Linked DNA regions of Mus musculus: regions 1 and 2 are each linked to region 3. Evidence: chromatin loops called from intact Hi-C (ENCODE). Cell type or tissue: gastrocnemius. All regions are shown on one strand. Links, peaks and the distances in the headings refer to the core of each region. The heading gives the core; the rest is flanking DNA.

What was found. Hi-C counts contacts between places; a loop is a spot of excess contacts. Peaks named below come from ENCODE experiments on the same cell type or tissue, not always from the same donor. Only the 100,000 strongest peaks of a DNase experiment are listed, where the experiment ranks them.
Region 1: it touches region 3 in a loop (4-fold over the local background); 18 of 42 quality-filtered maps call a loop at or near these places.
Region 2: a loop joins it to region 3, with 14 times the contacts of the local background. A loop is called at or near these places in 20 of 42 quality-filtered maps.

What each region holds. Positions count from the first base shown.
Region 1 is chr2:125,183,344-125,194,150 of GRCm38, forward strand. Slc12a1 (solute carrier family 12, member 1) reads left to right here. Exons shown (of 27, transcript NM_001079690.2): 11 at 1,377-1,528; 12 at 2,868-2,975; 13 at 3,282-3,405; 14 at 4,824-4,925; 15 at 6,847-7,002; 16 at 10,782-10,807. Among named protein-coding and RNA genes, the nearest start is that of Gm46760, 13 kb to the right of the region's middle. In gastrocnemius, for the core only: a CTCF peak has its summit at 6,070 (motif pointing left); DNase peaks (open chromatin) are centred at 4,786 and 6,070.
Region 2 is chr2:124,922,912-124,933,718 of GRCm38, forward strand. No RefSeq gene overlaps it. Among named protein-coding and RNA genes, the nearest start is that of Gm39920, 130 kb to the left of the region's middle. In gastrocnemius, for the core only: a CTCF peak has its summit at 5,760 (motif pointing left); DNase peaks (open chromatin) are centred at 4,956 and 5,731; H3K27ac peaks cover 308 bases.
Region 3 is chr2:124,095,549-124,106,355 of GRCm38, forward strand. It overlaps a transcript of Sema6d not described here. Among named protein-coding and RNA genes, the nearest start is that of 4930517E11Rik, 29 kb to the right of the region's middle. In gastrocnemius, for the core only: CTCF peaks have their summits at 4,341 (motif pointing right) and 5,533 (motif pointing right); DNase peaks (open chromatin) are centred at 4,371 and 5,543; H3K27ac peaks cover 315 bases.

The sequences.
Region 1 (10,807 bases), core at 3,681-8,680, 1.1 Mb after region 3:
TCCATCTTTTTCACCAGTGCTCACATAGGCAGACACCATTCAACCATCTTCCCAGGAGATATTGTCTTCATTATTAAAGCATTTGAATTACTTATACATGACCTGAACAAGGAGGGCGCCAATAGACATGCCAACATGAACGGGGGTGGGACATCTCAAGGCTTCATCCCTACACAAAAAAACTATAGGGAACTAAGAAACTCTGAGAATAGAAGAAATGGTCCTCCCTAGGGAAGAACACAGTAATTTGTGATCCAATATCACATGGTCAGCCCTGAAAACATAGACAAGTAACAGTATACAGACAAAGCATGTTGTATTTGTATGTTTAGAAATGCACTTGAGAGCACACACAAAGACACTCCCATATGTAACAACAATTAAGGAAAAAGAGGCCATGAATTTGAAAGTGCAAGGCAGGTGGGTATGTGAGAGGCTTTCAAGAGAGGGAAGAGAAAGGCAACTGATATAATTACATTATAATCTCAAAAAAAAAAGGTTTTAAAAATTGCATCTAAAGTGGAATTATAACTTTCTAAACTGTGTGCAATTAGTTGAAAATAAGGCTGCAATTTTTTAGTTATTAGATTTCCCCCCTTGACTGTCTCTCAGGTAAAAATAATTATTAAAAATCATGTGGTCAGTAGAACTAAGGTAGATATGGGCTGTGTACATGTTATGCCAAAGCACTGCACATTTTGGGAATGAGAGAATAAGAAAGAGTCTCTGCAAAAGCCTCCTTACAAGATCGCCTCGGGAACAAGGACCACACAAGGCAGTGGAAGCAGCAGCTTGCAAAAACCAGGGTGTTTGTTCTGCATGGGTCTGACCAAGGCCCTCTCCACACATGTCATGTAGCTTGGTGTTTTTGTGGGACTCCTAACGGAGGGAGCAGGGCTGTTTCTGATGCTTTTACCTGCTCTGGGGACCCTTTCCCTCCTAGCGGGTTGCTTTATCTAGCATCCAGGTTGAGGGGAGGTGCCCAGTCTTATTGTAACTTGATATGTCATGTTTGGTTGGTATGCTGGGAAGTCGGCCTTAATATGTGGGAGAATAAATTAATTAAAAAAAAAAGTCATGCTGTTCAGGACTCAGAAGCTAGGGGCTCTAGCAACCATGTCCCCAAAAGGATCGACTGTATACACAGGCTTAGAATACATATGTTCAGACTCAGTGCCAACTTAGCGTGTTTTCAGAACAAAACCCTAAGAGAGCAGGCCTCTGTCAAAGGGATGACAAGATGAGGAGATGGTGTGGGGCTCAGGGACTTAGCTCAGCGCTGCAATGTTTGCCTCACAAATACAAAGCTCTTGATCAATTTTGTCCCAACACTGAAAAGGAGCAAGGGGGAGAATGACAGACAAATGTTTCCCCAGCCGCCTGTGTGGTCCGAGATGCCACTGGCAGCATGAATGACACCATCGTTTCTGGGATGAATTGCAATGGCTCTGCGGCCTGTGGGTTGGGCTACGACTTCTCAAGATGTCAACACGAGCCATGTCAGTATGGGCTGATGAACAATTTCCAGGTATGTACTTCAAAAGGATAGATAGATAGATAGATAGATAGATAGATAGATAGATAGATAGAAAGATAGATAGATAGATGATAGATAGATAGATAGATAGATGATAGATAGGTAGATAGATAGATAGATAGATAGATGATAGATAGATAGATAGATAGATGATAGATAGGTAGATAGATAGATAGATAGATAGATAGATAGATAGATAGATAGAAAGATAGAGTTTATCGGTGTCTGCATTTTCAGAATATCAAGTCTAGTGAAGCTTTTGGATCTGCAAATGATTAAATACTGATCTGAATTAAGCAAGGAGCAGGTGGTGTGGGAGGGAAAGAAGCCATGCAGGTGTTCTGTGGTGGGAACCTGTCCTTTGCAGGCACTGTTATTAGGGAGACAATAGGAGAGTCCTGTCACTCAGAGGGGAGCGCCATGCTGTTTCCTAGCTTCCAGTCAACAGTGTGAGATATCGTACTGGACAGGAGAGGCACAGGCTAGGGAAAACTCGGAGTGCATTTTGTATACAGGCTTTAGAGCAGAAAAATCTAAGGCAAGAGACAGGGTGAGGAGAAATTGTGAGTGAGAAATTTGGAGAGAAATGAAGGCCAAGCAACATGGAAACGTAGGACACAGTACGGACTAATTGTCCTATGTGCTTGGTAAGGAGAGGAAGAAGTGAATGGGCCGAGAAGCCTTCATCCATCTCATTTAACAGCCGACAGACTCAGCTGAAACCATTATTCCAAAATACAACTCAAGCTGACAGGCTCCTCCCAAACATGTACAATCTGTTCCCAGGGTCATAGTGATGCTGCTATCGTTTTCATTGTTATTCTGAGGCAAAGCATGAGTGTTTCAATTATGTCAAAAAATAAAGTTATGTTTAAAGAGCAGAAGACAAGCAAAGGTTTGGAAACACTTAGGAGAAAAGCTAATACCTTAAAAAAAAAAGTTGGAAGGCAGCCACGCCCCTCCTCGCACCTAGTCGGTACCACACTCTGGGGTAGAACTTCCTCCCACCAGAGCTACAGGGAGCACAGGGGGAGATGCTATGAAAATCCTTGGGGTGGGTGGGGGGGGGACGGACCTTCCTTCTTTAGTCTTTCCGTGTTTTCTAAATATTTTTGTGGTGGGTGGCTAGTGCTTGGTAAAGAACGAAAAGAGGTCATTTTATCTTGAAAAGAGAAGTGTTACAAATTCAAGAGGGAAGCAGGGTGGAAATCATTAGTTTATGCGTGGGAATTACAGGAAGTGAAGAAGGAATAAACTGTGTTCAAGAAGAGTTAGCTGTTCAAACCGTCTGTTGGGTAAACTGCGTAATCCAAACCACTCTCTTCTCAAGGTCATGAGCATGGTGTCCGGGTTCGGGCCCCTCATCACTGCAGGGATCTTTTCGGCAACACTGTCTTCCGCCCTGGCCTCCCTCGTCAGTGCGCCCAAAGTATTCCAGGTAATACAACCGTGAAAGCGTGCACTGTCTTCCCTGCCTCCGAAACAAGCTGAAATAGCGGTTCCCACCAGCAATCACTTTCCATCATTTTCTGCAACCGTTAATGTTTGCATCTAGCTCAAGTGCTGTGCCTGCCACATAGTCAAGATCGATTCCGATAATATAAAGAATGATGAGCCGCGGTGTTAACGTGCGCCTCGGATTGTGCATCGCTTAATCTTTCCCAAATCTTCTTTTCGGAATCACCTAGAGAAAACGAGTGCACATAGATACAAATGACAAATGTCTCCTCTTTTTTCCCATTAGGCTCTGTGCAAGGACAACATCTTCAAAGGACTGCAGTTCTTCGCAAAGGGCTATGGGAAAAACAACGAGCCCCTGAGAGGGTACTTCCTCACTTTTGTGATAGCCATGGCATTCATTCTCATCGGTGTGTAGTTTTCTTGCACTACAGAAAGCCAAGGACTCTTCTGACTACTCGGCCTTTTGCTCGTAGAGTCGTTAGCAGGTTTATGGTTAAGACTCCGTCTGGGAATGCTAGTGTTTGTCTAAGAGGGAAGTGAGACAGTTTAGTAAAGAGGACCTTTGAGGAAGTGAAGGAGAATCTACCCTTCTGTTCTCTGAACCTGAATATTAGAAGCCCATCCAGCCAAATACAACCGAACCCTCCCTTCAAGTCAGTATGCTCTCACCACGGCAGCTCCTGCTCTATGCACTAGCCTGATAGCTCTAAACGGCAAGCAGAATTATGTAGGCCAATGTTTCCACAAATGTAGTTCCTTGACCAGCCTCTCGGAATCACTAGAGTGTCTCTGAAAGTCTAGATTTTGCAGGCCCAATTCCAGGGCTGCTGAGTTAGAATCGCTGACGATTTGGAATCTGCGTTTTACAAGCTCTCCAAGTCCCTGCCCCCCAGTCCCCCCCCCCCACACACACACTAAATCTTTTGAAAATCACTTACCTGGATTGTGATTTTGTTTCCTTTCTCAATCCCAAGCAATCTAGAAGTAGCCACATGATCTTGAAAAGAGGTATTTGTCAGCTATACAATCCTTGCTCTCCCTTAACCAAAACCAAACTAAGGGTTCTCCTTTGTATGTGAAACTCTAGGAGCAACTGCAACTTATTTGGCTTATACAATGTGTATGCAGTTGGAAAAGGGCTACATATAACTCCAATTAAATTTGTTAGATTTTTAAGAAAATAAATAAAAATAGTTTATATGAAGATTCCAGTAATATAACAATTATAATCTAACCGTAATATTCAAACTGTTGCCCTTTGCTGTATTTAAATGTTTTATTACATTTGTGTGTGAGTGCCTGAGTGTGTTTGTGTGACGTGGTTTGGCTGAGCAAACCATTACCTACTGAGCCATCTTACCAGCCCTCTTCTTCAGCATTTAAATGATCACACATTCCACTTTTTAAAAATGCATATATTAAATTATCTCCATTAAAACCATTGAGAAGCGCATGGGTTTCCGTCCTACAGAACCTCTTGACTGTTTATATAGCAGACAAGGAATCCAGGGCCTGGTACATCAGAAACTGCTATAGAGGAGTTGTTGGTGTGCTTAGCTCTTGTAGAGACAGAGGTTTGGATTGTCTATTTTCTAACTGGCAGGTTTTTCTTGAGTCTCACTCCGTGGAAACCTCGGCTGTAAGTATGTATATCGTCTCAAAAGAAAAAAAAAACAAAAAATCAAAACAAAACACTAACTTCTTAAACTTTGACAGCTGCGAGCTATGTTTTCAATTTCCAGAAAAGTGGCGCTTCCAGGCCTTAGCAGCTGCTCGGCCGCCCTCCCGCTGCACACATGTCACTCATACTGTTCTTCTCTTGCAGCCGAGCTGAATGTCATTGCCCCCATCATCTCCAACTTCTTCCTGGCCTCATATGCGCTTATTAATTTCTCCTGTTTCCATGCCTCGTATGCCAAATCTCCAGGTAAGCCTAAATGAAAACATAAGCCTAAGCAAACAGTTAGTCTCGATAAATGAAATAAGTCCGTGAAAAGTGTTCAATCTGTGTTTTTATGTTTTCTTATATCTTTGTAGGCAGCATAATCCACTTTATTTTGGTGAGTTGGGGGATGACTTCCGAAATAGAAAAGGAATCATATGAGCAATGGCCTTTTTGACCAACCGTAAAGTCAATTTTCTCCTGTGGCAATAAATTATTCATTGCAAGAGAAACCACATTTATTTCAGCAGTAGAAAAACACCACTATTTATTTCCAGGGTAAAAGTGACCACAGGAGTGGAATAAATGTATATATTTGAGACCTCCTCACTATCAATTTGTTTCCTGCCCATGGTGCAGAAGAGAAGGATGAGCGGTTCCCATAATTACCTGCTGAATGCGGGCAATGCAGATCTACTGCCGTGCCCACGCTGGGGGCATCGGTACACAACTGCTCTGTGGTCTTAAATCGTTTAAAATTCCACACCCAAGAGCTGTCTCCTAGCTCATCACCCCTCATCTCTCATTTGCTCCCACTGTCCTTCTGACCCCTCCAGAAAGTCACCTGAGGGTCATATGACTCTCAGAAAGTTCTTCACTGTGAAGACTTTTCCTCCAAGCTACTAAATAAGTATTCTTTTACGATTTGCCCCCATCCTCAGCGTGTTGACAATGATGTTTGCAAAGAGACTGAGGGGCCTGTGTCCACACAAGGCCACTGGGTTACAGAAAATAACTGAAGATGTTTAGTGTAGTGTGGTTTGTCTTTAAACACAAATCCACAATCCTGTGCCATGTTTTGCTATTAAAAACAAAAACAAAAACAAAAATAAAACCCAAAACCCAAAACCAACCAAACAAACAAACAAACAAAACCAAACAAGCCAGCTACAATTATCAGAAGAGTAGAAAGGAGTAATGGGAAAGAGAGAAAAGGGGAAGAATATTTTTTAAAAAGTATGCAGGAAGACACCTGTAGATACACAAACCCCAAAATGACTCTCAAAATCCACCCTTCCCCTCCCCACCCACCTGACCTCCATCCTCTGTCTCTGAGAGGAAGCAGAACTAAGAACACCTGGGGCTTCTCTAATGGCGTTCCTGGAGTGCTGTTTCCACCTTGTGGTCATTGAGGGAACTGCTCCTCTAGACAGACTCCCGCTGAGTTGCAGTGACTCCAGATTTAAAGTTGCATTGACCCAGTGACCAAATGTGTCCTACAAATCAGGTTTTCCCATCCTGACTGAGCTGTTTCCTAGGCTCTTTCACTTCAGAAAACTAATAAAACATAGAAATCTGTGTGTATAGGAACTGTGACAGACACTTTAAAATCTAATGCTGTACATATCAATGTGTTGTGCCTAAGGACCACAGATAGCAAAATGTCTCCTCTTCTGTGAGATTATTGCTCATTGCTTCTGATGGAGCAAACATCGTCTTCTTAGAATAAGAGTAAGGCAGGCTACCTCTATTTCTCTGTGCATGGAGCAAAAGCTAACCAGCTCTCGGGAAGACAGGACATTCTTCTGCCCACCTGTTGCCAGGACACCACTTTTTCCAATGTACCCTCTTCCCTTAGCTTCCTGGTGGTGTTGATTTTATATTCTTGAGGTTTGGTAATTTGGGAAGACAATCAGGACTCACAAGAAGCACAGAGGCGTCTGTGACCATCTGCTTTTCAGGCGCTTTCTATTTCCCAACGTTTACAGCATCATCTTTGGTACAAATACTACTTTTGTAGATCAAGGATGCAAGATCATAAAAGAAAAAACAGTTAAGAGCTAGGACATGGACCTAAAAACTACAATTTTATGCCAGAGGAGGATTTGTTAACTGCACTTTTATAGTACAGAGTGGTACAGTAGCATTGATGTGTGCAGTTTTTCTTTATTATTTCTCCTTCCAGGATGGAGGCCTGCATATGGGATTTACAACATGTGGGTATCTCTTTTTGGAGCGATTTTGTGCTGTGCAGTCATGTTTGTCATCAACTGGTGGGCAGCTGTCATCACTTATGTCATTGAGTTATTCCTCTATATCTATGTGACTTATAAGAAGCCAGGTAAGAGAAAAAAGGCCACCTAGAATGGACTTCCGTGGCTGTCTCTATCCATCCATTTGTATGTTTACCATGTAGCTTCCGTGTGCTTACATGTAGTGTGTGCAAGGCAGTTCATCACAATGCTATGTTACTTAAGGACAATGATGATTAGCACCGTGGAGCTCTACACACGCTGTCTGCTCATTTAATCCTCACGGTGATGCTGCGCATTTGGTGATGGGAGGCTTGTTTTAGAGACAAAGAAATTGGAGTTCAGAGTGTTGGTCATTTACCAAAATAAGAGTCAGGGTGTGATCGAGCTGAACTCAGGCCTCACAAGTGTTTCCTTCTGTCACCTTCTTCCACTGTCCTAATGAAATAAGACCCTGTCTCTCAAGGAGCTCTCAGACTCAGAGAGGCAGTTGACTATAGCACAGCATAATGCATCACAAGAGCCGTGTAAACACGCTGCTGAGAATAGGGCAAGGCGTGAGCAAGCTCGGAGCTGTTCAAAACTCTCTCTGGGTTCATAGCTCGTGTTCACAGAGCCAACTACTCTGCGTGAGTTTAGTGAATATTTGTTGAATGAACAAAGTAAGTTCTAAAGCGGCATCAGGCCATGTGGAGGTGGTTAATGGCAGGGCAGGGATGAGGTTCCGTGGAGAACAGGAGTGAACTGAAGATGCACACACGGCCTTAACAGAGATAGAGTTCTTGAAGACTCAAGAGAAGGGCCATGAGGTGTCCTGGAAGTAAGAAGTAATCTGGATACTGTGGACACTGAGGCCTGAACTTCAGCTCTTAACTTCAGAACCCAGGAGGACGGAGAGCACAGTTAGAAATACCCAGGGCTCAGAAGTCAGCATTCAGAAGCCCAGCTCCACCATTGTGTCACCGACATTATTCTGCCAGCCAGGCAGAGATGGTAACAGCCAGTCCATACTGTAGCATGTATAAGCAATTTGTCCTTTGATATGGATGAATGGCATATCATATATGAACATACCACAATACATCTCTTTTGTTGATTGACAGTTGATGGGCATATAACTATATTCACTTTGGGATCTATATCTATATATAATTTAAGTGGATCTCTGTTTTCATTTTTGTTGAGTAAATGCCTAGGACTAAGACTGCTTATACATGGTGTATGTGACTTTTCTTCCAGATTGTCTGCCAGAGTAACACCGTTATTTTCCCCTCCAAACAGCAGTTTATAACAGCGCCCTAGCCACTCCACACCCTTGGCAACATGGAGACTTTAAAAAGCAAGTCGGTTGCTTTTAAAAGTCCTTTTTAATAGAGGTGTAGTCTTAGCCACTGTTGCCTGTAGGCTTAGATTTTTCAAAATATACTTTAAGAAGGGTTCTTAAAGGCTTCAACCTACCTTCTAGTCCACATCTACTAGAGGTAGAGGAAAAAAAGAAACGTTCATAGGAAACAGGAATGTGAGCCTGTTTAGAAATAGTCCCTGGGTGCAATTCCAGTCTTCAATGTCAGGATAACAGCAGCAGTCCAGTTCAGTCTGAGACACCAAACGTAAATCAGTAGCAGTTGCTCGATCCAGAAGAACCCACGAGGCTCCACCAACTTGGCATGAGTCTGCAAACGGCAAGAACCAGCCAGAATCCCATGAGAAATGCTTTGGCTAGTTACTGTCCTTGAAGTCATGACATGCAAAGTCCACTGAAGCCCAGCAACACGTTGCAAGGAGAACCAATGCAAGAGCACCATTCACTGTCTGTGGAGTTGAACTTATATTCTTTCCAAACATCACAACCCTCTCAAGCTTCCCTCCCAGCAGATCACATGCCCTTTCATAAGACAATTTCCAGGAAGAAAAAAATCACATGACCCAACTGAGTTTCCAAAGAAATCAGAAATTTCCACTTCAGTTCCCCAATTGGCATTTCCCAGTGACCAATGACACTGAGAATCTTACTTGCCATTCATATATCTTGTTAGGCAGCTACTTAAAACTACGCCTCTTGTTGTTGTTGTTGTTGTTTTGCTCAGTTGTGAGGCTTCCTGGTGTATTCTGGCTCCTCTTGCAGTGTGTACTTTCTATTTTCCCCAGGCCTGTGGCTTCTATTTTTATTTCCTTGGTTGTTTTTATTAATACAAGTTCTTAACTTTTATCAGAACTAGTTGATTTTTCTTTTTTCATTTGTATTTGTGTGTGTGATCTGAGGCATCTTTCCTTAACCCAAGGTCACAGACATTCAGAGCTTTTAGTAATTGATTAAGGTCTATTATCTACCATATGGAGCAGTGTAAGGTGTATTTTCAGTAAGGTTTGTCCTTTTACATATGAATGTTGAATTGACCAATAGAGGTTTTAGCCTCAAAACAATGAATATCAGGCCAGCAACTTAGTTCACTAGGTAAAATAAGCCACATAAGCTTGATGACTTGCATTCAATCATTTGAGCCTATTTTAGAAGGAGAAAACCCACTCTTAAATCTTGTCCTTTCACCCTCCCCCCAAGCATCATGTGCTGTGAGATGCATGTGTTGTAGCATGCATGTGCTGTGACATGCATGTGTTGTGGCATGTGTGGGCTGTGACATATATGTGTGTGACATGTGTGTGCTGTGGTATGCATGCTCTATGACATGCATGTGTTGTGGCATGTGTGTGCTGTGACATGCATGTGCTGTGACATGAGTGTGCTGTAACATGTATGTGCTATGACATGCATGTGCTGTGACATGAGTGTGCTATGACATGCATGTTCTATGGCATGCATGTGCTGTGGCATGCATATGCTGTGACATGAGTGTACTGTGGCATGCATGTTCTGTGGCATGAGTGTGCTGTGACATGCATGTGCTGTGACATGAGTGTGCTGTGACATGTATGTTCTGTAACATGAATGTACTGTGGCATGTATATGCTGTGACATGCAAGTGCTGTGGCATGCAGTGTTGTGGCATGTATGTGCTGTGACATGATTGTGCTGTAACATGCATGTGCTGCGACATGCATGTACTGTGACATACATGTGCTGTGGCATGTATGTGCCCACTCAGATTCATGCACAATAATAATAAAATCAAAGGACGGACGTCCTAAGGTCTGCTGGTCTGGTACGTAGTCAACGCTTCACATCACACTGTTCAGTCTGCAGCTAAAACCCTCACAGTCCTCACCCTGCAGAGCAAGCCCTGAAAGACTCTCATCAGAGGCGGGTCTGTCAGCTCATCTCTGGCAATTCTCATCATAAAACTTAAGAGAATCCAGTTAATTTTTTAAGCTTACTGTTTCTGAGGCAGGGTCGAGTGCTGAGCTTCCTCTCTTGAAGGTTGGTTTCTGTCAGGTCAGACTCTCTAAAGAGCCTAAACTCTCCTCATTACCCCCACAAGTAAGAATTTCCAAGCTAGTCAGCAATGCCACTCAAAATATAAATATATTTCTGTGTGCACACTACTCCCGCATAGAGAAATTTAAGAATTTTGTTTCTAATTTAAGAATTTGTGAAGGCCTTGAGCTTTCTGCCTACCTGGTCATAAGCAAGGTTTCTGGGGCTTCAGATTTACAGTGTGATCCTGGCTGGAAGGAAGTCTCATGCCTAAAGGTCACATGGGTGCTCATGGGCGTGTAGGATTCCCATGGGTGCTCGTGGGAGGGTACAACACTCTTTGCAGGAAACACTATCTAACTAACTTGGATTCTCATCACTGTTTGTATAGGCAAGGAAGGTTGTAGAAGAGAATGGCTTATTAAACATTATTCAATGCATACAGAGAATAAAAAGGTTGATTTGGGGGAGTACAATTGCCTCCTTTGTCCGCAGATGTGAACTGGGGCTCCTCCACACAG
Region 2 (10,807 bases), core at 2,747-7,746, 830 kb after region 3:
GTGATGTATTTAATACCACAGAAGCAGTGATCAGTGCCAGCCGCTGGTAGTCCACACCGTGCTAAGACCACACATGTGTTCCAACTGAGCCATTATTTAGGTTTTCCTCCCTTCTATTTTGTTAAAAATGAATGCTCCAAATGAGATAAACTTGTGATTGTCATTTAACCATGCTGTGAAATTTTTATTCAACGCATTTAGTGAAAGAACCAGGCAGATATTTATACTCATTCAAAACTCATCAATCAACAGCATTACTTGAGTTTCCACAGGACAGAAAAAAATTATTTTGCTCTGCCATGGGTTATCTACAATTTACATAATTGCAAAGCAGCCTGAAGGTGAGGAAAGTTGTGGTACTCTCACTGAAGAAGAGTCAAAGAACCCTGAAGGGTCAGAATAGGTCAGTCTACCACTGGGGAGGACATTTCCTCTACAATTAGCATGGCTGTTTCTTCCACCCCACCCCCACCCCCCCGCTGAGAGGTACATGCTAGTGGTTATAGATCCTTTACCTATGGACTCAGCCATCTACTCCATCCCTCCCTGATTCACACAGATGCTTACTCGATCCAGAAGATATCAATGGCATTGTCCAAACCATTGATTTTTTTTTTTTTAAGCAAGTTGAGCAGGACAGAAAATCAAAGTAAATTTATCTCAACCATAAATTATGATAAATCGTCTTTTACATTGAAGAAATGGAGGAGAGTGTCTGAGATAGGACAGAGCAATACACCCTTGAAACAGCAAACTGAGATAACAGCCTGGAGGGGTTGGGGTGGGGGGACAAGAAAGAGCAGGCTGAATAAACACAAGTCCTGTTCATTTGCATAATGAGCAATGAGCAGGAGTTTTGTATTTGCTCGATGTTCTGTTTCGAGAACCACCGGGACACCATGATCTCCAGGAGACTAGCACCTCATGGAGGTTTATGATCTGTGATAGAGTGGGGGGAGCACAGTGACTAAGCACTGGACAGGTTAGAGGGAGATGGTAAGGGATGTGCTGGAAGCAATGACATAAAGAGCTGTGGCCTGTAAGCCAGTGGAGAGGGCAGCTGCGGGAACCGCAGTCACCCCAATTCTTTCCAACCTTACAGCTGTTGCCCCTGCCCCTAGAGTCTTCCACTGTCTCTCTTTTTGGGTGGTCACTTCTGTTTCCATTCAAAGTAGAAGCAGAAAGGGTGAGTTGAACTATACTCTTAATAGCAAATAGAGAATGACCACAGCTTGCCTCCATTTTCTTCTCTTTATAAACAACCACTCAGCACCAGCCAAGTGTTCCCTTTGTGTAGGATGAAATAGTGAGGACAAGGCCTCAGCTGTTCAGTTCTACTGTAATATCCTGAAAATAAACACTGCTACATGCCAGCCACCAGGATATAAAATAGCTCAGAATTTACTTTCTCAGTGTACATGTATGTAGTACATAGTCAAATATTACCATAATTTTATAAAGAAACTAAAACTTGACTCATAGCTAAAAGAAACTATTTGCTGGACATTATAACTGTCAAAGAATTAATATATTCTACATATAAGTAATAACAAAAATTATTAATTCCATTAAAATTGGAGATACATATAAAGGCATTTATGGAAGAAAAATTCTGATGGTCAATAAATATTAAAAAATATATTTTCAACTTTATCAAGAGGAGGATGCAAATTGAAACCTCAACTACTTTGTTTTCACTTTATTGTCTTAAGTGTAGAAGTCTTGCAACAGTCAATGTAGGCCAGTGTAGAGCAGTCAGAGGCCTCTGACATGCTGGCAGGAGTGTACAATGATAGGACCTCTCCGGGAAACAGCTGTCCTTACCGTATGCTCTGGGTCTCCCACGCCTCTCTAGTCCAAACACTCATCTTCCCACCCAACCAGGTCCTGCAGTCTGCCTCATAGTGATCAGTGCTCTCTTGGACTCACTACTTGGATATTTTAGGGGAAATTAATGTTCCTAACCATCCAAATCGCCAGAGTCTCTGCATGTGTGCTAAATAAATTTACCTAGTCAAAGTGAAGATGATATTTTGATCTCAGGAGGTGTTTGTGCCTATCCCCTAGAACATGATGTGAATGTACCTAACAGGCTTTGAGGAATCTTTGGTTAACTGTCCATTGATAACAGTTTGAATAAATAAGATTTTCTTTTGTTTTTATAAAATACCAGAAATCAGTAAATAGGAAGAATTCTCAAAGCAAAGAGAAAAGATGGAAAATATTTCTAGATGTGATACGTATGTACACATACACACAAACACACACAAACACACACTTATACTGACTCATATAGTATTGTTTAAAGTTCCAAACTGGGCTGTTTAGAAATATAAATGTAAAAACTGTAAAGAAAAATTATAGGAATAATAAAATTCCAAATTGCAGGTCAAAAAGATGGATCACAGCAAGGATGTACATGTGCTTCAGATGTTGCTAAGCCTAGGGGTGGATTCTTCAGTGTTTGCATGACCATCATGCTTTAAATACATACACACAATATATCTTATTTTGTAAAAAATGGAAGTGCAAGTATATCTTATTGGTCATTATAAATATAGTGTATGGAAATCTCAAATATCTTTCAGTGTGATTAGCAATGGTTAGACATCAGCCTTCTCAGGATGTAGAGATTTTGTTCAGGACATTTCTCTTGCTTCAGACATTTAGTAAGCATTTACTACCTTCTAAATCACACAAAGCTGAAACCCTCCCAGTCTATCTTACTCCAGCATGAAAACATCTCTACAAAATGGCTGCTGGTAACTGCTGTTGTTTTGTTGGGAAGGTATTAGAAATCACCATAGATTTGGGGCAAAAAGAAAGTACCTTTAAGAGAGCTGTTTCTGCACAATCTGGGGCTCTCTGTGGTGAATTCTGGTGTGTTACTCCATCAAACATAGCACCTGGCTGCAGCTGCTGCTTCCTAATGGGAAGTACCACATAACACTAATTCCTACCTCCACTGGGTCTTAGGAGAAGTTGTAGACACATGTCTAGTCTTTCTTGGCTTTCCTCCTCAATCAGCTCGGCCACTCTAGACTGAACACCCATCATCCCAGACAACCCCATTCTGCAGAGTGTTCCTGACAGTCACTGCTCTCTCAGGCTGGCATTGAACTTGGGTTCCTCTGGCCCCCACTACCCAAATGTTAGGATGAAAGGATATGACACTGCACTGTCTTTTCTTCGTCTCCCACAGCTACAATGAGAGCTACGCTTCACCATCATCATTGACATTGATGACCCAGGTTAGCTGACCAAGTGTCACCTTATGAAGACTGTTTAACATTCTTGGCATGGGGCCTTCCCACAATTGCCTGCCTCTGGGTTTCTCTGTATTCCTCCCTCATCATCACAGGGAGTAGTGCTAACACTCACCAATGAACAGTGGTGTGTGCTCAGGGATCATAAGGAGTAGTGCTAACATGTACCACTGGACAGCGTTGTGTACTCAGGGATCAGGAGAGCCTATGACATGTTCCGAGAGACACAGACCTTCAGCCTGGAGGAAGAAGGAACCAATAGCACAGGTGAATTTAAATGCACACTGAGCCAGACCTTCACATTAAAACAGGGCCATGTTCAAAACCTCCCTTTAGGTCAGCTGCTGAAGACAGCGGGCAAAGTGCACACTGGCCGTGCTGTATTACTAATGCAATAGAACATAGAACAGGGGATGAAGTTAAAAAAAAAAAAGACATTTGAAGCGTGATTATTAAAAAAAAGGTCAATTTATCTAAGAAGGCAAAAAAAGATGTCTGGAACAACAGGTGACAGTGATGAGGCTGAAAACGATGTTGGTGACACTCAGGACCCGTGGAAACTAGCAGTTCACTTCCCACGAGTCTTTGCATCAACATTTCTGCCTTTCTCTTCACACCAACCTCTCTCTTATAAAAGTCAAGCCATTTTATTGACTTGCCAAGTCAAATAATGCCCAGAAGGGGAAAGTCTAAGGTAGAAAAAGGAGGTTTCACTAGGGAAAGCGAAGAAAGTGCTATCTCAAGGAGGATTAATTGATTAGAAGCACAGGCACACTTATTTATCATCCACTGCCTACCTCTCTGCTGGGCCTTAGGGTATGAAGAAGAATAAAACAGTCCCCTTTCTCTTTATTTTCTGCAATTTCCTGTACAAGACTTGCCCTGTCAGCAGTCAGTCATGGTAGGGAGGGCCCTGTGGGACCCTGCTCCTCCCTGTTGAATACTGGCTACAAACAGAAGCAGGTGGAGGGAGAGACATTGCCTTTAGTTGGGTACCCACTGGTGAGCCCACCAGGCTCCAGTGGAGAGTTCCAAGTCTGTGATTAAAGACTCAGTGGGTCACAAAATAAAACAAAAGGACACCTGGAAAAGGGAGGCCGGCAGGTTGACAGGAGTGGGAGGCGAGGGTAATTAGAACACATTGTATACAGGTATGAAGTGTCAGGGAACAAATTTAATTCATTAAAATATTCTTAAGATAAAATTTGTCAAAGAACTAAGTCTCTATTAATTCTCTAATTGTAATATAAGTGAAAATGTTAAGAAAAAAGCTAGTCGTTTTATCAGTGGGCAATGGAAGGAAGTAAAACCAGGCTAAGAGTCAGAAGCAACTGGTAAACACACACATCACACTACAGTGTGTTGAAGTCACTTCCACCTACAGTGTGCTGCAGGCACTTCCCTCTAGTGTGAGAAGGCACATCACACTGCAGAGCGATGTAGGCTCTACGGAATGATAGCTCGACCATGTAGGAGAATGAGGAAACTATTCCGCCGTGGACATTTAATCTTGGAAAACAAGTAATATTGTTTTCAAAAGGAACAAAATGTACAAAGGCAAATGTCTACCGTTATTTTGGTTAAGGTTTGTTTAGGGTTCCAGCAAATGCAGAAAGAAGGATATGATGAGGAGACTGAGAAACCATGTATGAAAGGAGTTCTCCATCCTGGAGCTGGAGCATCGCCAGGGAGTTCCGTCTCTTTCTGTTGAAAACTTGGAGACAACAGTTTAAGTTTGTAAGAGAGGGATGGAGTCAGGAAGACTAATCAAAATGCAATTCACTGACCTTCGCTTGGCTTCAGAGGGTGAAGACAGAGAAGCCATAAGTAATAGGTACCAGTGTGGGCTCTTGGGAGGAAGAAGGGAGTCCTGAGTGTATCATACTGCAGCGATGATTGCATCACAGGGTTGAAAGCAGAGGGAAATTTCTCTCTGTGTGTCACTGACTGCTGACAAAATGGAGACCTTGTGACCACAGGCCATCTGCAAGACCTGGGTCATACAGAAATAGTGAATTCGTGCGTAATCTCTGGGGGTTCTTCGGCGACAATCGCAGACTTGTTTGTCTCTCCCTTTGGCATTTCTGTGATGCCGTTCCTAGAATATTTTTCCCTGGATGTTTCTTCTCACCCCCAACTTTTCTGCATCAAAGGATGCTTTGGAAGCCTGAAGCCTCCGCTGTGAAGAACATTCACTCAAGACTGAACTCCTAAAGCCAGCGTGGTATGTTCCTCTGTGTCTAGTTTCCAGCTACTCACAGTATGAGGGCCTTGTGCAAGGGATAAAAATGTAACTAGAAAAATAAAAACATTTTCAAAAGCTCCAAATCCTCATGCATTACTCTGGAATGATACAGTTCTCAGAATTCTAGATGCCATTGCCCAGTCCCACCCATCCCAGGCTGTGGTGGGTGGTATGATCTGGAAGTCTGCTATGCATTCAGGGGAAATAAGCCTGGGCTGACTGTGCATAGAGAAGGAAGACACTGCCACCTGCAGGCTCTAAGCTTAGGGAGATAGTAAATGTTTAATTTATGGGAGATTTGTTTTATTAAAGTAACATTTTCATAAACAGTAAAAGTCTCAAAGTTGGCTCACTTACTCCTGTACCTTTGAGCAACTCCGTTCCACAGTAGTCAAGAACTGTAGCTACTAGTGGAGAAGCTGGTTCTAAGTTAAAGGTAGCCAATGTTGGCGTTGTTCCGTGGGGACTGAGAACTAGCCTGGACCTTGCACAGGTGACACTGGGAAAGTGATAAGTAATTGTCTGCTGACGTTCTCTTTAAACCCTAAGCATACTTTGAGCCTCAGTTCCTTTCATTGTAAGCTAAGGCTATTAGATAAGATTAGATCGGTGTTTTCCAAACTGTGAATGCTGTGCCAGCATTGGTGGTGAGACCAGGAATTGTTAATATTAATTGCATCTGGTTCTATCCCAGGCCTTAGAGTCAGAAACTGCAGAAGGCAGGCCTTCAGGTGTGAGGAGTGCTCAGTCATATGACTTATAAATATTTAATATGCAATTCCTTGCCTCTAAGATGATGTCATCTGTAGTCCAACTGTCTCCTGGGAAGGTGGAGTTTGGGGGTGGGGGAGGAAGGGAAGGGGATGGTTGAGCTTCAAGAAACCCAGGGGTCCCTCTATTCTCCACTAATCACCATCTGTATGGTCAAGTAAATGTCTGAAAACGAAGCCTTCACCCAAGCCTGTCAAGTAAGGCCACCACTCTACCAACTTCTGTCCAAGCTAAGTTGGGTTTCTTGGTGATGCCCCAACTGTAAAATGTCTTCCTTTAAAGCCAGGTTTTCCTCCTCTTCCACAGAATTTTGCCAATGTCACTAATCCACATTTCTCTTCCTGCCTAAATCCCTCAAAATTCTCTAACAGCTCCTGATATTAAGAGCTCATCTATACACACACACACACACAGAGAGAGAAAGGGAGAGAGAGAGAGAGAGAGAGAGAGAGAGAGAGAGAGAGAGAGGCTGACTCTGAGTTTCTGCTCTCTTGACTCAAATGTTCAGCCTGTGAGTCTGATGAGTTACAGGTACAGTCAGGCAGAAACTGATTTTTAATGAATTATTGATGATTGGTTTTAGAGAATTCTCCGATTATGAATCTGAGTTTTTGAAAAACATTCAAGCAATCTCTATTTTCCTTATCCTTCTACCACAACAGACTGAAGGCAGAACGGATTCTATGGAAGCATCATAATAATTTTACAAGTAGTTACCAGCTTTATACGCATACACAGGGGCAAGGGTTCAGAGAGACGGAGACAAACTAAAGAGCTGAGGTGGTGAGGGTCTCCCAGGCACTCGGCTAGACCACTACATGTGGATTGGTAGATTAATCACTCTTCAAATTTCTTTCATCTTTGGAGCATTTGCTTCGGAACTCTAAAGTGTATGTATATATAAACCCCATTGAACCAAAATTTTAAATACTCTTTTTAAAAGAAACAAGAAAAGAAGTCAGATTTTCAATGTAGTTGGTGCTAGAAAAGAAACTTCAATATGAGAAGCCATGCTGAGAACTGTGATGTTAAATGCTGTCACAACAATGAGTGACATTGAGGATTAGAGTTGTTTTCCAAGAGGCCAAAGAGTTGGTCAGAGGTCTGAAGTTACCCCTAGTTTCCTGCTTTCACATAGGAGGTGTGATCATCTAAAAGTGGTGTGCAGGACTCTGAGGCCAAGGAACCATTCCTTTATGTGAGGCTTCCCAAGCTCCTAGCCCAGTGCTGACACACAGTGAGCCCTTTGCAGAACCACTTCAGGATAAGCACATTAATGCTCGCAGCCATTCGGAAACCCAACTGAATAAAGTTTATTCTATCTGTCTTTATACAGATGGCATTTTAAGAGGTCTGCTTGTTTATAAAAAGGGCCATTTGCAGTAGACCAAAAATGAACAGTGTCAAAGTTTGCATCCTCATTTAATAGGATTGTTCCACTGTTTTAGGATTCTTGGGGAGGTGGTTTGAGTATACACTGGGTTTTGTAGAAATTCACGCTTTACAAATTACATGTTGTCTTACTGAGCCCTTGTCAGCAATATGGCTTTCTACATGATCTCTAGTGGAGAGATACTTTCTGCACAGCCCAGAACAGCTGTCTGGAAGCTGCTTGGCGGACGATGGTGGTGGCATTTCAACTGGGCCAGTCAGTGAAAGACCCCTTATTGTCTAACAGTACGGAGCAAGCTACAGAGTGGATCGTGTGCTTGGGATCCTTTGAAATAAAGGTGCAAGAGGCATAAAATGGACACTATTCAGCTTTACGGAGGGCAGAAATGTTCCTGAGAACAGAGACTGTCTTCATGGGGCTGGGCATCGTGCTGGGGTGGAAGGGGACACTGGCAACAGAGTCTCGTGGGTGCTGAGGGGTGAGAGATCCTCTTTTGTGGTTCCTCTCAATGGCTGAGTCCAGACAAACAAAGGCTTTACTAAAAAACCCAGCTTTGTTTCAAAAAGCTTGTGAGGCCACTCTGAAAGGAGTTTTTGTTCGCCAACACTGGGGAGTTAGGGTCCTTCCCCCAGGGGGCTGAGGACCACACAGCTGGAAGAGTCATTTATCCATTCCCCATTCCCAGGTGACGGGTTACTTTCACTGACAGACTACACCTATGACTTAGACCGCCTCTGTGGAATAGGCAGGGCAGTTTTGAATATTTCCATCAATGGGCCACAACGGACTAAAGCTCAGACTTCTACAGGCAGGGACGGTGGAGGTTGATGACAGAACCCACAGTCCTGGTTAAACACATTTGCTCCGACACTCCACAGCTACTCAGCATGCCTAGGCCCAGGAGCTGCATGGCTGGGGACAGCCTTTCCACCAGCTCTCCTCTTGGCTGCGTCCATCTGCATTCCATCACAGGTCAAATACACACTTGCACAGCCATCAGAGTACCCCCGTGGCTATGGAGATCCAGAGCTATATGTGGCTGTAGGATGCAGAGCAGGGAATCACTCATACCCTCAAAGACCAGCTCCTGACCCTTAAAGCACAGCTCCCAGCTGAGCCTCTCAAATTTCTAGAAAGGGGAACCAGAAAGCAAACACCGGCAGCTTAAGCCCTTCTTTGGAGATGACTGGAGGCAGATCAGCACCATTGAGCTATAGGTTTGTTTGTTTGCTTGCTTGCTTGTTTTTTTTTTTTTTAAAGGAAAGGAAATTCACAAATAAGGCTGAAAATAGTTGAGGCATATGCAGTTTGTCCAACAGGCTCCACCAAAATACTACATAGCTTTGCCATGCTAAGAGAAAATGGCCTCATTTGCAGGGAAATGTCTCCTCTTCTTGGGTAACCTCATAGAACCATGCATCCAACCTAATTTAACAAGGCAAAACCCAAATCACCCTGACTCCCAGGTAATGTGAAAGTTACCGAATCGTTTCGAGATAGACTTTTATTCATTTAGATGGAGAACAGGGATTGAATACCTTATTGGCACACCTCACAAAACCATGAGAGAGAGAGGGAGAGAGAGAGAGAGAGAGAGAGAGAGAGAGGGAGAGAGAGAGAAAAAAAGAGAGGGAGAGAGAGAGAGAGGGAGAGAGAGAGAGGCAGAGACAGAGGCAGAGACAGAGACAGACAGAGAGACAGAAAGGGAACATGTGTAATATGTGTTAGGAAAGATACCTTACTTGCAAAGGTATTCATTCAAACGGAGAGAATTCAGCTATTTTTTTTCCTTCTTGCCAATAGTCAGAAATGTAACAGCCATCGCAGAAGAAAATCTACATTAGCAGCCCTGCAAAGTCAGGCCAAAGTACAATTACTTCACTTGCATCTCAAGTTGGGACTTGGGCTGGTCTTGGAAGTTCCTTGTGTGAATTGACACAGATTTCCCGGGTTTACCACAGCATATTGACTCTGAGGGGCTGGGGAGAACCTGGGGCTTTTACACTCTGGCCACACCCCCCACCCCGGGGTCAGTGCTGGAGGAAGGGCAATGCTGGGAAAGTTGCTACAGGAAAGTCTGAAATCCCAGGCTGAGTGGCCTGGGGTTGGCAGAATCTAGCAAGATTCGGGGTGACTTTGGGGACAGACCAGGTGGTTGCCACCGTCTCCATGGCATAGCCTGCAGCCTGCAATCTGTCTCTAATTTAGAGAAGGAAAGCAAATTCACAACTCCTGCTGAGCTCAATAAGCCGGGCTTCAGCAGGCGGCCTTTGCACCTGGAGCTGCGGCCATGATACTGCCTGCAGGTCCCAGGCAACTTTGTGAAGGTCCTTATGTGCAAGGCCAATGTCCCTTTTCAAGTCAACTATCCACTATTTTCTTTTTCAGTACCTTTCTATCTCCCATAAAACTTGTCTTTCCTTTTTGCCTTCCTTTAGACAAGTGGTTGGCTCTCAACTTGTGAGTCGTGACCCCTTTGTGGGGGTCAAATGATCCTTTCACAAGGGTCATCTAAGACCATCAGAAATATTAGATATTTGTATTATCATTTATAACAGTAGCAACATTACAGTCATGAAGTAGCAATGAAAATAATTTTATGGCAGCGGGTCACCACAACGCGAGGAACTGTATTAAACAGTTGTAGCATTCGGAAGGTTGAGAATCACTGTGATTCTCAGATTGTAAATGATATCCTCCAATTCTCTGAGGGCTGTGTTAAAATACAGGTAGGTTGAGTAGGTCTCACATAGCAGACTAAGACTCTGTATTTCTTCTAAGCCCACGAGCTCATGCTGAACCTTCTAGTTCCTCAGTAGGCTCTAGGTACTCAGGTATTAAGTAATTTGAGGCCTCTTTAGGCTACCTGCAAATTCCACCTTTTATCCCTTTGTTACCCTAGGCTAGAGGATCTGAGCCCATGAGAAATGAGCTACCATGACAAGTGTGTGGGGTTTGCATAACTACCACCTCTAGTAATGACAGGCAAAAATGTTCAAGACCCCTGGTCTGGAGTGACACCACAGGGCACTGGTTCAGGGTCTTGGAGATGAGATTTGAGCATTAGGCTGGTTCTGACCATTGGCTTGGTATAGACTCCTTTACCTGTTAGATGCTCAATCCCTAAGGTGA
Region 3 (10,807 bases), core at 2,551-7,550:
CTTTGGTGGTGACTTTATCCTCAGACATCTCAATTGGAGTTAATGTTAAATTAATTTAATGTCTAAAATGCATATCTGTTGCCCCAAAATGAAAATCTCTGACAATGATCAACACTGATCATTTAAATGTGGGCTTTAAAGAAATCATTGAACACAATAAGAATCTGCATATGAGAACACTTACTGTGCTTCCAATTATGGTATAAATAGTGCATAAAGCTTTAAATTTTCATCAAATTATTGTTTCATTGACATGCAAATTAACTGCTGACATCTAAGTTGTGTGCCACGTGATGAGTCCTAATTGACAAGGAACCTAGAGTATTATTTATAGACCACACTGCCACACAGTGCAGACATAGACCCTCAGCATGCAGGTGTATTCAGCTGGGTGTTAAAACACTCATTCCATTTGGGTAAAGAGTTTGTCTTCAGATTATTCCCAAAAGGACTGGAAATTAGTTAAGTATCCCTCACCAGCTTGTTCAGGCATGAATAATTTGTGGGGTAGTGGATTTGAACTCAAGGGTTTAGAAATATCATTTTTATCCTGAGCCCATAAAATAAAGTTTGCAAGAGAAAAGTAAGTGATGAAGTTGAACATTTATTAAGTGAATTAATTTTGAAGAGTAGCTACTTCTAAAGATGTAAGTGGAAATTCTATTCTATGTTCTAATGACACTTGAGGTCCCCTTATACACTGTGTCTGAGAATGGCATGAAAGAATTATTGTGTATGCTAAATTATTAGGTTCTACTGTAGGTTTTCTTTACTTCATGTATGTGCCCACTGAAAGGAATCATGAACCCATGGAAAGGGGAAGATGTGTTTCATTTGTTCTGCCTGTTCTTGTTCAGATGCTCAGCATCTTGGCCTGAGCTCATGAGGTTGCCCAGATGTCTGATAATTTCTGTCTATAATGCAACTTCCTAGAGACCTTCATCATGTACTAACTTTAACTTTTATTATTATTATTATTATTATTATTGTTATGGTAACCCACCAAGAATGTCCAGCTTTGCCTGCCAGATTGGTCAAATAACAATAAAAGATTTAAACATGTGGCAATAAAATAAATAAAATAAAATGATAACTTCTATTTGAAGGAATCTTGATAGTCAGGTTGAACTTGGCATGAGTGTGTATGTGTGTGTAAATGAGGGAGGGTGAAGTGAGAATATTTTAGTCATAGTGGTATTAGAAGTGTATAGACATTCTAAAATGTCCCTGGAAACATGATGTTTCTCTTAGTTATTGTGACCATTTTAAAACTAAATATACAATCTAACTGTTGCAAACAAGCAACATGTGGAAGATGCTTCATTTCCAGACTTCTCACTAACACGAATTGTTCTGCACCTTGTTAGTGATCACTCACAAGTGGCTTCAGTAGTAATAAGACTGTACTGTGAATACGACCAAGGTGACTTTGATCTTTTTAATGATGAAGGTTTAAAATGAAAAAGTATCTGGTAAATAGAAATACATTAAGTTTCATTAACTTGAAGTAGAACTTGCTGTGTACAAGATATTGAAAAACAGAAATGAGTATTACGAAAAAGGGGGGGAAGTCCACTGCCTTAAGCAATGTAGGGAGTTGGAACTGAACGTAGATGAGTGAATGAGCAAAAGAATGATACAGACAAGCTCAGGTTTTGTGGGCATGTCTGGAGGACATGCTTGTCAGTTTGGGTGCTTAAGAGGAGGGAAGGTAAGGGCAAATTGTAGAGGAGTAACAGTGGAAAGTAGTAGCTGGACTACAGATCAGAGCTGCTGAGATAAAGGCAGAAATCCTAAGCAAGAGAGGAAAATGCCATAACTCTGCCAGGAAGTACAGTGGCCATCATCATGGAGCAAAGATTTGGAACTTTGGTCCTAATACAAATCTGACTTCTTCTATTGCTAACACCTGTGCAACTGACCATGCCAGAGGAATGGATAATCATGGCCTTAAATGGTTACTGGTTTCACGTAATCTGACTGTATCCTTAGCTGCATTCATTATCCTAGAAAAACAACAATTTCACTTCTAGAACACTCCTCTGGTTATACTTCACTCTCAGATGCAGGTCTATCTTCTTTCCACCGTTTATATGAAAACCATCAGAAAACAGCCTTCATGAACACCTACTGCTCCATCTATACATCCACCAGCATTGGCTGTCAGCTAATCTGCATTTCTTGTAGGTTCTCTTGCAAAGCATTGGCAAATGTTCCATGGTTATACTGAAATGCAATACAAAAATAAGTAACTAATTTATTAATGAATGACTTTCAAATTTCATGTTTATTTGCTTAGCCTAAGGAAACAATCATGATTTCAATAAAAATATTTATATGAACAAAATTAGTAAGATGAGTGCAAAATTAGAAACAGTGCCTACCCAAAGAGAGAAGGAAACATAAAAAGAATAACAATATGAAGATGAAATTATAGCATGTCATTATGACAGAATTGTTGTGGGGCTGGGCATTAAACCCATTGTCTTGCCCATTCTAGGCAAGCAATAAACTACTAAGCTCTAGCTAGCCACCCCCTGGTAGAATATTAAGCAGTGCTTATAGTCATTTTTAATGAAATGAAAATAAAATGATGATGTGATATAAGATGCAAACTCTCACTAATCTAGGATAAAATGTTGCATGTGTACATATATAGGATCAAAAGAATGTATGATTTTAAAGGATGTACCATTGAACACCAAAAGGATAATACTATATACAGCAAACCCTTTAAAAATTATGCTCAGTTTAAAGAAAAAGTGGTGAGAGGTTCTGGTGGAAAGCCATCTCTGTAGTATGGTTAAACTGTCTCCAAAGGCTCCATCCCCACCCCGCATTCCTTGGCCCATGATATCCGTTCTACCAACAGGTCCTTGTCGGATTTCAGTACAGACATATAATAAACCCACTTAATTCTCCATCTCTCCACTGTCCTTCTGGTCATCAGTTCTGGGATGAATGTTGTCCTGCCTTCTTATAGGCTTTCTTCCCACTCTTGCTTTTGCACAATCATCTGAGAGGTTATAATTGTGCACTTTGATCCATGGGCCCTGGGATTGTGCTGAGTCCTAGCATTTTCATTTCCAAGTTATAATCTGGGGTGGGGGCATTCATTGCTTCTCTTCCATGTTTCCATCTGTAAAATTGAAGATGTCGATAGATATCTTCTGAAGTTGTTCAAAAAAACAAGTGATGATCTGAAATAATGCAAGGACTATTATTCCATAGCTATTTGTCAAGACCTGTCCCTTCAAACCCATTTGGAAGTGTCTTCTTGCATTTTGAGGGGAGGGCATCTGTATGACCATATTCATCAACTTTATCTTGCCACTCATGATTCCCTTGTGATTTCCACAAAAATTAAATCCTGTGCTGCCACAGACCCCTGGCTACTGCTTTTCTGTAAGTCCCTCCTTGACTTTGCTCTCCACAGACTTCTGCCATTCTTTTATCATTCATTTCTTTCATAAACTCCATCACCACTTCAGACTTGTGTCTCAGTTGATGCTTCTTTGTATCAGATGACTAAAATTCAAAACCTGTCATACAAAGTCAATGTCTACCATGTGGTATTTTAGGTGGTGGTGGTGGTAGTAGTGGTGTGTGTGTGTGTGTGTGTGTGTGTGTTCCTAATAGCTAACATAGAGCCTAAGCATATGTTAATAACTAAGTATATATGGCTGGGTGAGTAAGTGAGACAGAAGGAGGAAAGATGCCTAGTATATTTTTAGAGCTTTATTAACATTTTCAAGCTCTGAGAAGAGAGAGAAATTTGATAATAATATTTATTTTTATTTTAGTTTTGGTATGTATGTCATTAAAGTGCTTCTCAAAATACAGGTAGTGCATTTTGAAAGAGGTAGAGAATTTGGTGGAAGATGTCCAGTGAAAAAGAATATTCTAGATTGAAAATGCTTCCAGGAGGTAGCTGGGGGTAACTGTCCAGGCATTCAAGAGAAATATCAGACCAACAAAGAGCCCAGATAGAAATACTACACAAGTATAATTTTAAAATAAGTTCTATAGAATTTTACTGCTTCACATTAGATAATGTTACTTTGTGTACACAATACCCAGATGAGTAGATAAAACCAGCTTTAGTTATTGGGTATCATAAAATAAAAACATAGCTATATTCTTCCTTGGACTCAGCTGTTTTTTTTTTAAATGGAAGCCATTCAAACATGGATATGAGTATTGTGACTGTGTCTCTCTACAGATGGACTTTTTTTCTTTCAAGGAACAGTACATGTGGGAAAATATATTTTCTTCATTGTTTCTGATCATAAAGTTGTGACAATACAGTTTTATGGAAGGCAGTGCTCTTTTGGTCTTGCCAGGAGGTGTCACTACAGCTCTCTGACTAACAGCACATCCAGTAGGGACCAATTGGTACTCACCTGCATCTTCTCAGAGGCCCAATGTTCTCTCTGCTGGGTTACCCGGAGGAAATGCAATAGGACAGTAGAATTATTTCCAGAATCCTATTTCCCCAAACAATTATTTTTAGGTTGTGAATTAGTTGAAACTAAAAACCCAAACCAAAACAAATGTCTTTACTATTTTGGAAGTAAGTACTATACTTTCTTTTGAGTAATGATCAAACATTGTGAAAAGAAAGAGCAAGAAGCAGAGGAAGGGAAATAGGTGGGTGTAGACTTCTGAAAGAAGTGAAGCCCACAGTGATAGCCCAGGGTGACAGCCCAGGGTGACAGCTTGCCCTGGAGCATCTCCTGACTCAGTGTTTTCTCTCTTGCCTGACTTGGCAGTTGGGCAGTTGGTATTCTGTGTCCTGCCTCTTTTTCCTATCTGGATAAGTCTAATTTTCAAAAAGCTTGTATTAAGAGTTATATACCATCTTTACTTGTTGATTAGTATAATTTCAGTCTCCTCCACAATGTGATAAGATGGGGTAGTTACTGTATTTTCCTATGTAAGAAAAAAATGGACATTGGAAAAATATTGTACACAGCACCCATGTGTACATCATACTTTTATGGGGATTAGGGATTTGACCCATCGGATTTCAACAGCCACTAAAGAATTGTCCCCCTACAGCAGGTGTTCTTTCTGTCTTTTTCTCTGTGTGATCCTGACTGAATTGGAGCTCCACACAATACCCAGTGCTCACTTTGTGTGAACAACACACCTTGAAGGTGTGGCTTTCTCTTTCCTTGTATGTAGTGCTTCGTGAAGAGTCTAGACATTTTGAAAAGTGACCTGATATTTCTGTTTCTAAAATGACACATAAGACCCACAACAATGACCAATAAAGTGGGTGGATGAGACAAAAGATGTGCTCAAGGGTGAGCCTCCCCAGCCTTGAGTCTGGAAAGAAGGAAAGACTGTGGCACACTTGGCTTCACCTAGTGCCGCTGCCTCCACGTGGTCCACTAATCAATGAGCCATGGGACAGAAAGGCTCAGCTTTTTTGTCAAGTAGTAAAACAGAATGGGGGGCTTAGCTCAGCCCGAAGGGTCTCTTTGACTGTTGGGAACAGACTGGCGTTCGTGGAGCTGTGTTTCCTGCCGCCCTCCAGGTGGCAGCCTGGCCCCGCTGTTAGACATGCTCTGGTTTCAACCATTTTTAACATTGCCAGACTCAGGACTGTTTCTCAGCACATTTAATTCCCTGGGAATGATGAACTGCGCTTCAGCTCACTGCACCCTAGGGTGATTGAGCCTGCAGTATTTTGGAATCTGCAGAGACTTTTTGGGCTGTCATTTGATTGAAAAAAGCTGCCATATTTTGGATATTTTGTCCCCTTTAGAGCTGTCCTGGCAGACTGTATCTGCCCAGAAGCAATCTATAGGAGAACACTTTAAAAGCATATATATACTTTCTCTTAAAATATGAGGAACTTAAACAAGCTTACAATTTATTCCATTATTTGATCTTCTATCTATTTCATGGCTTTGTTCTTCTTTGGTTCTGAAATAATATTTCTTTCCACCTGACTTAAAGCAAATCCTCTCTAGAAGGTAGCTTATGTTAATTGACTGAGTATTTTGAAAGAATGCAGGCAGAGCTATGTGGAATGTCTTAATTTAAATGAAGCTGTAAGCCTTTTCATATTGTAAGCAGAGGTATTTAAAAGTAAGATGATTAGAAACTGCTGAAGTTGCACACAATTCAAGAGAATGTGAAAGACGTTAGAATGAGCGGCTGGCACAGGGCTGCAGTGTCCGTGTATTCTAAATATACATGTAATATCAATTATGGAAGAAAACCAACAAAGGATCTTAGGCTTGTCAGCTTGCATTTGTGTGGCTGCTTCTTTTCATGAGAATTTTTAGTAACTGGGAAAAGTGCCAGATACTAAATGCTGGAAAACGACACATGAATAGGATATAGTAGATCTTAGCACTGTTGAGGGGGAAAAAAAAGTCACTTACGAGTTTAGAAAGCTTTTCTCTGTCAGTGTGGCCAAATTCGCGCTTTGATTTGCAGTGGTTTAGACTTATAAGTCACCTGTGGTTGGCTTTGGGCCATGGTTAGTAGCATCTTCAACGGAATCTTCTAGATAACTTCTGAGAACCATTGTTCTCTACCCCTGTGAGATTTGATCCCCTGCCATAAAACATTCTCTCAAGGCAGCTTGTAAGAGCATATAAGCTTGTGTTCTATACAGAACCTTAGATTCTAGATGTGGAAAAAACCTAGCTTTACTGACTCACCATTAGCCGACAGTGAATTTGGTCTCTGAAAGCTGATAGTGTAGTGAACCATTAGGAGAATGGCAGGGATGGGCCTCTCCACTTCTCTTTTCAAGTTAGGTTGTAGCCATTGACTGGGATGTTAATCTATCTGTCTTTTTGTGAATTTTTAATTTAAGTATTATAATTGTGTCTTGTCATTTTGTGACATCTTAGGGCAGAATGTGAACTTGGGGAGGAGGTGATTAGTTGACTGAAATAAGTCCAAGACTGGTTGGTCATAGCCTCCGGTTTAGTGACTCCAACAAAATCAGCAAGGGAAGGCTAATTCGCAACAAGCCCAAAGTCTTCTTTGATGGTGCATGCATTCCTGGAAGGACTTCACCAGCCTACCAGTTTTTTATATAGCTGTAAATATCATTTTATCAGAAAATATTTGATCTCTTGATGGAAAGAAAAGAAATTTCTAAGTCTATTTAACCTGAGAAGAAACCGAAGAAACAAGACTTGAGGGTAGACAGGAGGGTGGTAATCCTTTCCAGTTGGTAGAGTGAACAAGATGAGACAGAGAACTGGAAAGCCATATTTTTCCAGGATCCATAAGTCATTGTGCCAGGAAAAAAGCAAGCTTGGTGTCACAAAGACAGGAGGTCCCTATCCTTGAAAAAGGATAAAGGATAGGGGTGAGTTCTAAGGACCATGCCTTCTGGATTATCTTCGGGGAACTGAAGGGTTTTGGGAGAAGCTGCAGTGTGAACTAAACAAGAATAGAACTGTAGGGATAGCCTAGTATATTAATCAATAAACCCCCAAGAAAGATCCAGAAGTCATGTCCCAATGGGAGCATTTAGTGATTTTTGTAGTGACTAAGATCTGAATGAAAGAGCTATCTGCTATAGGATAGAGTTTTGAGGATTCTTAATAGTAGTTGTGGCTATTGATACCAGTGAAGGGCACCAGCAGGTCCTTCCATAGCTTTTGATGAGACATTCGCATGACAGTAGTCACAGTCATAATATCTAGTAGGCTTTCAATGGCTTACCTGCATCATTTTACCTGTACCCATTCTGAACTGTATATAACTGACATGCATGCTTCTCTGTTCATGCTGTAACACACCCATTGCTACATATTTTGAATTTTATTCCAAATTCATTGTGTGGGAACAAGTTTTTCCTATTCTTCTGTAAGAAAACTGGGAGCAGTCCAAGTTCAACACCATGCATTGGGCTGCCTGCCATCCACTGCCACAGCTATAAGTCAGAAATTAGCTTGCTGAAGAAAAGATGACATGTGAAACTGTGCATGTACCATGGAAAGACAATTTCCTCCAGGAAATGTCCTTATAAACAGTCTTGCTAAAGGCTTAGCTTTCAATATGGACAATATTTAATTGAGAGAGACTGCTTAAACTAGCAAAAACAATGAGCTAGCATGTCTCAGTAAGGTGAGAGAAATAAACCCTCTGAGTGTTATGTTGCCTGTGGTAAATATAAACATCTGTATCGAGCCATTTAAAATTAAATTAAAAGTAATAAAGTACAGATCTGGTCTTCTTCCTGATCTTGTTCTATAATGACAGCCTAGTTGCAGGGGACAGTGGTTTCTCGTCTTCTTTGCCAACTCTTCCTTAAAGAGTCTTCTGTCAGTGGCACAGTTCATGCAGGGATCCAGATTCATTCTGACAACAGGGTGCAATACTTTTGTTGGGTTTTGTTTCTATGGTTATGGTGAGAATGAAACATATTAATAAATTTCTAAGCTAGGAATGTCAATCCAGTTTCTTCTAAATCCAGGGTCCCACATTTTAATCCGAGTTAATTGGCATCAATATTTGGCAACCTGTTGGTAAGAGATGATCTACAGACACATTTAGGGACATCAGCAAGGACAGCTGTATGGGTCTTCTTTTTCATTGCTCTCAGAGCCTACATGGAGAGGTTTCAGTGAGTGGGCTTGGAAGTTCTTCACTGCAAAGGGACTTGCTTTAAAAGAATCACTCTTAGGACTGAAATGTAAAAGACAGACAGACACAAAGCTTTGGAGGTGATTCCACCACTGCTTCTGTCCATTAGCAGATATTCCCCACTGGAGGCCATCTTCCCAGGTCTTTGGTAGTGGCCATCTGGGAGTCCAATTGTTCGTTTGTGTTTAATTTCTAGACCCTTTCTTTGAAATCTTTTCACAGAATATTTGAGTGAAAAAATATGTTAGGATAGGTAAAAGTATCTATTGGCTAATGAGGATTATATTAGAGTGGAGAAGAAAGTTATGAAAACGGGTGGTGTCCGGTACTCTTATTTCCAACCATGGACAGCACCATCTGGACTGAACAGCTCCTGGAACCAACTAAGCCTTACCCTGCAAGGTGCTCATTGACAATCTCAGGAAGAATGGATTTGAGGAGATAAGAATAGTTAGCAACTCACACCTGTGCCTTGAGGAAAGAGAGAGAGAGAGAAAGAGACAGAGACAGAGAACATGTATAGACCACCACCACCACCCCCCCCCAAAAAAAGACCTATGTTGAAACTCTAGTCCAATATTTGGAATATGGTGATTTTACAACAATGGTGCCTTTGAGGAAATGATTCATTTAAAGTGAAATTTAATTGCTAGACCTCTGTTACTTCAGCTGTCCCATGTTTTTATCATGGCAGCCATGGCACAAAAATACAGAGCAGAGCAACTGTATTTCAAATTAGTTAAGCATGCATGTAGGAGCACATGTGTAGCTGTAAGAAGTGAGCTTTCGAATTGTGAGGTGACATTTTCAAAGCCACTAATGTTTTAGCTCCTGCAGAATTCCTCAGCACTGACTACCATACCTGAAAAGAAACATGTCCTCCTTAATTATCAGTTAATTAAGTATCAACATTAATGATGTTAAAAAAATAAAAATTAATATTAAAATACAGTCCCCATAAAAGAGTTAGAAATAAATTTTCTTCTTTGTCTTCACCCATATTCAGCTCTGCCTGAGAAAACACTCAAATATGCCTCTTCAGTCAAAGTGCACTGAACTAAGATCTACCCTCGAATGTCTTTTTAGAAGCAGCATGTAAGGCTTGCTACAGGGAATTTTTTTATATGGACACAGAGATATCTAACCGGAATATCTAATAATGAAAGTGGGTAGCACACTGAATTCTTACTGCAGGTCCTGTATGTGGCCAACTAGTTTATGGTCTGATTGGTTCTCATGTTAAGTTACTATCATCAATAGCATTAGACAGGTGGTTTTCTGAGAAGGCATGTGCAGAAAGAGGAAGCTGTAGGAGAGGGATGTGAGCAGTATGCAAGGTGTGCTGTGTCTTCACAGGGCTAAGGGGAGACATGCTTGCCTTGTCTTGTGTGTCTACTTAAGAGAATACTTGAGTGGTTTGCATTTTGAAATATTCGGTCTTTTTAATTTACTTCCAAATAATTTGTCTCGACATTATGCTGCTTTGTCTGTGGAGAACAATACTTACACAAGTGTTTCCTAAAAGAAAGTGAATGAACATTGTATTCTACAAACAGACTTTTCAAATAAAAACCATTAAGGATGAATGGCATGAATTACTGAACTCTCTACCATATGTCAGAGTAGGACTGTTAGACCAAGCTCATTTACACAATTCATAGACTTTAATTTACCTAAGAAATAGAGGGATAATGCTTTTAAAACAATAAAAATAGGACCATAGTAAATATAAAAGACATTAATGATCTGTCTGTTGACCCTGGGTTTTCTGTTTTCTATTGAATTGTCTACTAAGAGTCGTTGCAAAAAGGATTGTATTAATAATGCAAACATTATTCAAAATTAACAGAAGTTTGGTGCTATCAATTACTGAGGTAGATGGTATTGAGAATGGGAAAACTTGTACCATCATTTTACTTCTACCGGAAAAAAATGGAGCCAAAGAATTTATGAAATCAAACTGTATAAGTTCCAGTCTGTAGCCACCATGGTACAAAATATGTTTCAGTGATATTTTCCCCAGACAAGATTCCTCATCTTATTTGCTAGTGAGAGCAAAGAGTGATCAATGTTTATGTGATTAAGTCTCTAAGTGATTTTTAAAGTACTTTTTCAAAAAAAAAAATAATCTAAACCCCATTTCTTTGCTTCCATATTCTTTATCTACGTGTTTGACCTACCA